2 separate regions of the Homo sapiens genome follow, and region 2 is linked to region 1. A link is a contact called in ENCODE Hi-C data. All regions are on one chromosome and are shown on one strand. Each heading gives the region's core, a stretch centred on a gene start or an enhancer-like site at or near the end of the contact. The rest is flanking DNA. Distances are from core to core; before and after follow the strand shown. Region 1 holds the start of MMP2-AS1 (MMP2 antisense RNA 1). Region 2 overlaps FTO (FTO alpha-ketoglutarate dependent dioxygenase).

The links. Hi-C counts contacts between places; a loop is a spot of excess contacts on that map. Pooled maps may share reads with other maps.
Region 2: a loop to region 1 is called in a map of IMR-90, with 13 times the contacts of the local background. The contact joins the enhancer-like site here to the promoter of MMP2-AS1 in region 1. A Hi-C loop is called at or near these places in 2 of 168 maps with a recorded cell type or tissue (IMR-90 and naive thymus-derived CD4-positive, alpha-beta T cell) and 8 of 50 pooled maps.

The regions. Positions count from the first base shown.
Region 1 is chr16:55,459,254-55,463,966 of GRCh38, reverse strand. It overlaps MMP2-AS1 (MMP2 antisense RNA 1), which reads left to right and starts at 1,670. Exons shown (of 7, transcript NR_147198.1): 1 at 1,670-1,792.
Region 2 is chr16:53,892,436-53,896,582 of GRCh38, reverse strand. All of the region lies in intron 7 of FTO (FTO alpha-ketoglutarate dependent dioxygenase), which reads right to left. Among named protein-coding and RNA genes, the nearest start is that of FTO-IT1, 140 kb to the left of the region's middle. Within about 2 kb of position 2,327, at least 3 of the 41 ENCODE cell types and tissues checked have a DNase peak (open chromatin) inside an H3K27ac peak, as active enhancers do.

The DNA.
Region 1 (4,713 bases), core at 421-2,920:
TGATGAGGGCAACTTGAGAATGGGTCGTCAGGGAGGGCCTCTTGGAGGCCCTTGTTAGGTGTGAGTCCTGAAGGAGGAAAATGAAGCAGTCACATGCAGAACAAGGGGAAGAGTGTTCCAGGTAGAGCAGATGGCAAGTGCAAAGGCCCTGGGGTGGGAACAAGCTTTTTTGTATTTGAAGAACAGAAGAAGGCCACTGTGGCTGGAGCAGAGCGACAGGCACAATGAGCTTTTGTGGGTTTGGTTGGCGAGCATGTGTCCCCATCTCCTTGGGAGTTGTCCCTCCTCCCCACTGAGGACAGTGTTTCTGGGAAGGTGGATTGGGTTACTGTCCTGCCCTCTTCAGAAGCCAAGACAGTTCTAAGCCTTCCTCCTACTACCCTGCCAGGGTGGGGCTGTAATCTAGGCTGAGCCAATGGGACACTCATATGGTTTTTTTTTTTTTTTTTTTTTTTTGAGACAGAGTTTCACTCTTGTCACCCAGGCTGGAGTGCAATGGCATGACCTCGACTCACTGCAACCTCTGCCTCCTGGGTTGAAGCAATTAGCTTGCCTCAGCCTCCTGAGTAGCTGGGATTACAGATGCCCACCACCAGGCTTGGCAAATTTTTATATTTTTGGTAGAGACAGGGTTTCACCATGTTGGCCAGGCTGGTCTCGAACTCCTGACCTCAGGTGATCCACCTGAAAGTGCTGGGATGACAGACGTGAGCCACCGTGCCCGGCCCACTCATATGACCTCGCGTGACATAGATACAGATGGAACAATGGCAGCCCAGGCACAGCAACTGCGGGACCCTGAGGCCTGGTGTTCCCACCTTGATGTCTGCTCCAGTTGCCTGGCTCCCTTATCCTATTCTAACAAATCCCCCTTCGCTTATGTTGCCAGAGTTTACTTCTGTGGCCTACACCCAAATGACCCTACTGATGCAGTGGAGGAATGAAGGCAGATGAAGTTGGGCCCAGATGCGCTAGGCCTGGTTGGCCAAGCCAAGGAATTGGGTTGTGTTCCAAGGAAAATGAGGTCCCTGGGGATTTTTCTGGCACTGCCCTTCTGAGATGCTGTGATTCTGTGTGGGTGGCTTCCCACCTATGGGCATGACCTTAATCCACCAGCCCCTGTCCAGAAGCTCTCCCCTGCCCACCCAGGCCCAGGTCCCCACCACACTCTACCGCTAATGCACAATTGCCCTCCGCAGGCACCCAGGCAAGGTGAGCTTGGGATTACTTGTGTATTTCCCATGCACCCCCAATAAGGTCTCTCTATGGCTCAGATAAACATCTCTAAGATTTTATCCCTACCATACACTCCACCAAATGAAGAGTAAAACGAGAAGGGAGGAGAAATAGACAATCAGAACGTTCATCTTATATGTTGTGGAGCCCAGGAAGGGGACTGAGGAGGGGTCAGGGAGCCAAGGTTCAGCCAGTGCCCCAAGTGCCTCCTGCCCTTGAATTCCGAAGCATCAGGAATCAGTCACGGTAACAACAGCCAGCTGGTGACCCCAATCCCTCTGCACAGCAACAAGCCTTGGCTCTTGTTTTTCTAAGAATCCAGTCAATCCTCTTTCCTGTAAGTTGCAACCCAGTCCTCCCCCCAGGCCGGGCTGAGGACACAGCTTGTCTTCCCGATGGTGTCACCTAGAACTCTGGTTCCCCTGCTCCCTTTCTCTTCAAATAGGAAAATTGGCACAGCTTGACTTTCTTCCACTGCCCTCCCAGCCACAGCTTAGACACCTACAAACTCCCACCGCAGGCTGGAGTGCCCTGGAGCCCTAACTGTGATACCCAGGTCAGTTTCCAAATCTGTACCTTTCTGCGTCTCCTGTTCCAACTCTCAGTGAACTCAGCTGGTTCCTGCCCTTCCTCCCCAATGACCAGCCCTGAGGAATTGACAGCTAGGCCACAGCCGCCTCTTCCTCCAGCTTGACCCTAATTGGAATAAGTACCTCTATCATGGAATCCCAGAGGGACTTACGGTGGGGTTGTAGGCAGTGAGCCATGATTGCACTACTGCTCTCCAGCCTGGGCAACAGAGTGAGACCTTCCAAGAGAGAAAGAGAGAAAGAGGGAAAGAGAGAGAGAGAGAACAGAAACAGGAAAAGAAAGAAAGAAAGAAAGAAAGAAAGAAAGAAAGAAAGAAAGAAAGAAAGAAACCATTTAACATTTAAAGTTTACATTTAACAAGGGCTTACAATATGCCAGGTGTTTTACAAGTATTCATTAATTGATTCAAAAGACATTTATTGAGGGGTGTAAAATGATTATCTCTATTTTATAGATGAAGAAACTGAGGCACACAGAGGTGAAATAGCTTGCACAAATGTTGCTTAGCTGGTAAGTAGATTAGTCATGGCAAAGCTAAGCTAGGCAGCCTGCCTTCTTTTTTTTTTTTTTTTTTTCCGTGATGGAGTCTTGCTTTGTCATCCAGTCTGGAGTGCAGTGGCGTGATCTCGGCTCACTGCAACCTCCACCTCCCAGGTTCAAGCGATTCTCCTGCCTCAGTCTCCCAAGTAACTGGGATTACAGGCATGCGCATTTTTTTTTTTTTTGTATTTTTAGCAGAGACAGGGTTTTGCCATGTTGGCCAGGCTGGTCTCAAACTCCTGACCTTGTGATCCACCCACCTCAGCCTCCCAAAGTGCTGGGATTACAGGTGTGAGCCACCATGCCCAGCCCTTATAGTCTTAATAACTGAAAGACAACAGCTTCTAGAAGGATTTTGTAGCTCTCAGCATTGCCTGCCATGTCTGCACTGGGCAAGGCCTTTCCCGGGCAATTTCCTTTCCCATGACAGAAAATGGGTGGTGACCACTCTATCCTGATGTTGTGTGGTCAGCTATCTGGCTGTGGGTGCAAAAAGGATGCACTGAGACCAGGTTTTGAAGGCATTTACAGACACATGGAGCTCTTGGAAGGCTCCTCAGCTTGTCCTCTGGAGTGGTTCTCAGAGGTGGATGATGCCGCAGAAGCAGAAATGCTGCAGGTTCTCGCTTGGAACCTTCCATCCAGTCCAGGCCTGGAGGAGCAGCCATCCAGGCAGGAATTGCAGGAAAGGCTACAATCCGTAGAGAGATCTGAAAATGAGTCTATCTTAGTGAGGCAGCAGTTGGGAGCAAGAAACAGAAGCCCCCTTAGACTAACTAAGGAGAAGGGAGTCGGAGTATGATTACAAGAACCCTAGGAGGCCAGCGGCGGGGCTTGAAAATCACGGGCTCAGGCTGCACTCAGCTCTTTCTCCCTGCGGTCTCTGTTCCCCAAGCTCCCCTCTCTGCAGCCACCCTGGGCAGCTCACTCTCCCTATCCCCTGACCCCTCACAGTGGCTCCGTGTGATCTCTCGGTCCACTCAGCTGTCCTTCCAGGTCCCTGTGGAGAATCCCTGAGATAGGAACATAGAAGGTGTGGGGGCCAGAGGGGGTGCAGAAGGTGAGGCACCATTTCATCCGTAACAGCCATGACCAGAAATGCTAGTAAATGCTTTTTGAGGCTTGTTTCATCGTGAGATTTTGCTTCAGAGGCCATTTGGGCGTTTTTCAGCCCTGGCCTCTTTGGCTGCCGGAAATAAGATCCCACTCTAGCAAAGGGAGGTCCTTTTTTCTTCTTTTACAATTCCACATCTTTCCAAGGGTGATATTCAGTAAGCCCACCTCAGATGGCATCTGAGAGTGTTAGATTTTGCTCATCTGATGCTGAGGATGGTGTCTGAAACACAGTCAGTGCTGAGTAGTTGTTGTGAGCAGGAGCGGTTGGCTTCCTGCATATCCCAATGAAATCAGCCCGGGGGCTGCAGGGTGCTTTTCGGAGGGGCCATTCCCCAGGAGAGTGAGGATTGTGGGGATCCCAGTCAGTCCTGTCTCTCTGAATTCAGCCAGCTGCTTTCCTGAGCTCCCAAACAAGGCCGTTTTTTCAGCATCTATTACATTGGTGCAAAAGTAAATGTGGTTTTACTCAATGGTAAAACCACAATTACCTTTGCACCAACCTAATAGGGTTCCAAGACCTTGGGTGTCACAGGCCCAGGCAAATGAAGCTGAGGGCCAGGGGTGAGAGGAGATGGCTGGATTGGAGACTGGTGCATGAACTGGGCATAAGCACTGCAGGAGGGAAGCTGGGTGGGGCCTGGGAGAGCTGCTTTCGGGGATTCTGAGGCTGCAAAGGAGTCTGTGGTTGGAAATAACCCCCAAGAAAAGGACAGACTGGTGTCAGGGTGTGAAATGTCCTTAGACCTCTCCTCTGCCCCACCCCAGTGACCTAGAACTCAGCTAGTTTTGATGCTTGTTGAACCAGAAATGCTGTTGACTGAGTCTCTGAACCCTCTATTTTTTTGTAGGGGGAGGGAGGGAGTCACATAGAGCTGCTTTTTTTTTTTTTTTTTTTTTTTGAGACTGAGTCTCGCTGTATTGCCAGGCTGGAGTGCAGTGGTGTAATCTCGGCTCACTGCAACCTCTGCTTCCCGGGTTCAAGTGATTCTCCTGCCTCAGACTCTTGAGTATCTGGGATTGCAGGTGTGTGCCACCACACCCAGCTAATTTTTGATGTTTTAGTAGAGACAGAGGTTCACCATGTTGGCCAGACTGATCTCAAACTCCTGGCCTCAAGTGATCCATCTGCCTTGGCCTCCCAAAGTGCTGGGATTGCAGGTGTGAGCCACGGTGCCCGGCCTGAGCTGCTTTTTAAAACATGAATTAGTTGCTATATCCGTTAGCTGTTGC
Region 2 (4,147 bases), core at 1,078-3,577, 1.6 Mb after region 1:
TTTTAGTGATTATTCATTAACCAACTTGGGGGAAAAAGATTCTAACATCTTGATAATATTCCAAATAAATGGCACGACATCCTTTGGAAATCTTGTTTTCCTTTCAAATCTGTAGGTCTGGTGATTATTATTATTATTTTGTACACTACTTCATTCTTCTAGACTGAGATTCTTCTAGGATATTTCAGAGGTAATTATAATAAAGTAAATAACAGACTAGAGCTGAATTTAATCCCTCTACCATGCTCCCCACAAAAAAAAAAAAACCCTAGATGAAATAAGTTACATAATTTGTTTTATGTTATATCTTTTCCAGGAAAAAGAGAAATTTCTGACATTCCAATCTTGCACCAGGGTTTCTTAATTCATATCTGAAATGCTATGATAGTCTGCTAGTCAAAGCAATCCAAAATGAATTCTAGCAGCCAAGGCTAAAATAGCACCCCAGGGAAAATAGCAGGATCTTCACACCTTTACATCAATTTGAATTTCAGGGTGGTTAAAACTATTTAAAGCAGCAGAATTCATCTTTTTTTTCTTTACATATAGAATGTGTGAAATGTGTGTATGTGTGTGTGTGCACATGTGCGTGTGTATATTTAACGAAGGTTGTCAAAATTTAGCCAAATCCTACAGAAACAAGGTTAAAACACAAACCCTGGCTGTTTACTCCAGTTTTTCTCTCCACACACTAAGAGTTAAGAGAGATGGCAAGGCTGTCACTTGGAATTTCCTAGCTCCTGTCACTTTGTCTCAGCATCTTCAGCATTTTTAGTGTTGTTCCTATTGTGTGCAGAGCAGAGGCACTAGGAACGATCCTCTTAACATTCCTGAGATGTACCAGGCACATCCTAGGACTTGGTACCAGTAAAGCTCAACTCTCACACAGCTCATGTAAGGGTTAAAAACAGAAAGTCCTACCCACTGGTTTGCTCTGATGTTCCTGGAGATACTGTCACTGGATGTATCCTCAGTAGAATTCTATTCAACACCTCTGTCTTTAAGTACAAAGCTGTAGGCTGTAGCAGCTTTAAGAAACATAAGTATCCCTTTTTTCTGCTGCACAGTATCTGTGTGTGAAATTCTCTAAAGGGGTTTAAGTATTTACCCTGAACACTATCAGACGGTTTCTAAAATTTTCCTTATCCAGTTGCAAAAACACTTCAAAGAGAATCATAAACACAGTCCTTTGTGCTTTCGAAGCACACTGTGTTTTTGAGGCTTAAGCCTGAATTCTCTTGGAATTGTATATTCTTTTTTCCCAAAAAGACAGGATACACAACACTTTCTTGTAAAATTCCTTACTAAAGGTACAGACACTCAGGGAAAAAAATGGAAAACTCTGAAATTCATAAGATAATCAAAAAAGGAATAAAAACTTATAAGAAATTCACTGCTAAATTACATGTAAAATTTCTCCCCAGATGTTTTACTTTTAATAGAACAATATAGCTGTGGGGAATTGGAGTGGGTGGGGAATTAGAGTGGGTGGGTAGGAAGGAGAATGGAAAGAACCGAGCTTCCCTGAACACCTTTAAGATAACCAAAAACCAAAGATTTAAACCAAAGATTTTAAGCTGCTCCAGCTGCAAGTGACTTTTTCGTTTTTCCAGATTTTCAAAGCTAAACGTAAAGGTCCTAAAACTCAGTGCCTGCACACCAGTTTCAGAAACTGAATTTTTGGATGCTTATGACTCTTTATCCACCTCTAATCTGTGCTTATCTTGAGTCACTCAGCACTGCCCCAGTCAAAAAAGAGAATTTACATTTTAATTTAAAACCACTAGACATCTCACATCTGATCCTAAATTACTATAATATACTCTGCTCTTAAATCAGAAATGCTAACCCTGAAAAATGGGAGACTGGATTATGTTGGCTGATGTAACTTAATGTGCACATTAACACTGAAAAGAAGGGTGAAAAAAATTATACACACACACACACACAAAAATTGGTGACTTTCCCATTAATGCAAACAAAAAAATTCGATATTTATATTTCCATCACTTTCTTCTGCACATCCCCAAAAATCTTCAATCCTAGAAGGAAGTTTAAAATAAACTTAGCTAATTGAACTATAATACAATAGCAAATACCAGTATACTCAGTAAAAATTTCAGTAAATGAAAAAGCAGCCTTGTTCCTGTATTCAGTTTTAAAGAATTTAATCTAAAGCACTGTGATGAGAACTTCATTAATCTCTCCAAAAATAAACAAACTACTGCTCGGCTCAGTCATTCCCTATGACTATGTAAACTACATGAAGTGTAACCTATGCTGAGGAAGACTCATCCACACAGCCATGGGCAGGCTCCTGGCAAGGGCCTTCCCAGATGATTTACATAGGCCAAAATAGCAGGGGAAAAGGCATGACTCATCTTAAAATTAAACTATTATAACTAACTTGTCAGGCACAACCTTTACCTTCTTAAGTACATTTCTCTCTTAAAACTTTAACAACAAGAAACTGGTTACATTATTAAATAAAACACCTACTCATTTTCCACATGTCTCTGCTCTCCTGTGCCAAATTTTAACATAAATGGATAGAATTAAATGTAGCCTATAGCTTACCTAACATAATTATATGTTGTGTTTTACACTGTTTCCAAACGGATACATTAAAATAATCCAGTCTTGGCTCCTACCCACTAAAGTCAATAAAGGTTATTAAGGCCAACTGCCATATAAATGCATTGCTATAACAGCACAAGGAATTGTCAGAACAGGAAACGCAATTCAAAACATTCAAAACCATCAGGATCTACTTTTTATTCTAAAAGAAAAAACCAAGGAAAACAGCAAGAAGAATTTCTCTCCAGTATCGAAATCATCACTACTTTCGAAAATGTTTACTCTGGAAACGATTGTCGAATATTTCCACTGGATTATACCAAATTGACCTTTTTTTTTTTTAAGGTCAATAGGAAATGAATAAATGTCATCAATTTAGAGGATTTCGCACCTAGCATTCTTTTCTGTATCATTGTGAATTTGATAGTGTTAAAACATTTTTATAGGTAAAATAAATGTCAGTTTTGCAAAGAGCGATACCAGACCCTGAGAGACAAATGGCCTATCCATTGAATCTCTGGCTACAGCAAGACTTGCCCACCTCACAGGAGACTTCAGCTTTTCATATTTCTCTTTACCCAGAAAGCAAAGCAGCTGTACAGTTTCTTTCAAATGGTAACTCTCTCTTATCCTGAAGAGTCTTCTCATAATACAATCATCTTGGATGGCAGGGGCGGTGGGGGTAGGAAGTGCATCGGGTTTTAAAAAAATTAAAATAAAAAACAAATATTTGAATAGTATTATAGTGTTATAATGCCATCCTCAATAGGGAGCAAAGAGGAGGGGAAAGGCCAGACTAAATTCCTGGGTTATAAGAAAGGGTTATGTTGCTTTGGGCTTAATGGCTCATAAATTCATGAGGTAATATTCAGGGAAAATGTGATATTTTATCAGAATGTCATTCAAATATAAGGTTTAACATTTACATCACAAGAGCATGGATGGAGTAAAACTATCCGCTGGGAGAAAAAATGGCAAGAATAAACAGTGTGATAAAAATGGTGTTTTCTGGGACAGGAAATGGGAAGTGGAGGATGGGGGAGTTTTAGAGACAGCTGACTAAACTTTTTGAAATATGTGACTGGTTATGACATGTGAAGCAATTACCATTAATGGAAGAAAAGCGATTTCAAAGCTCATTTTCCATTCTTCTATATCCTTCCTGAGACTACACCTTGCAGCCACAAAGTGAAAAAAGAGCACAAAGACAGAAATCACAGCGCAAGTCTCTTCCCTGGTACGAGGGCCGATAAAGGTTGCTTTACTCATAAGCAAAAGGGGAAAAGTAATGCACATATTCCCTGAGGTTTTTTATTTTCTCAGCAAAAGAGATCGATGTTATTTTGCAGAACAGACAAAATGCATTGATTTAAAGAAATCCTTCCACAACACGCACGATTTTACAATTCAAAAAAAAGTATAAAGATAAAAAAGAATCATTTGTCTAAAATGATAATAATTTTGAGTAAGATAGTCCCTGGAAGCAAAGTGAGGACACTCAGAAATTCCATTTGGATTAGTCTAATGCTATAGAATCCAAATGTGCACCAAACACTGTACTTTTTATGTT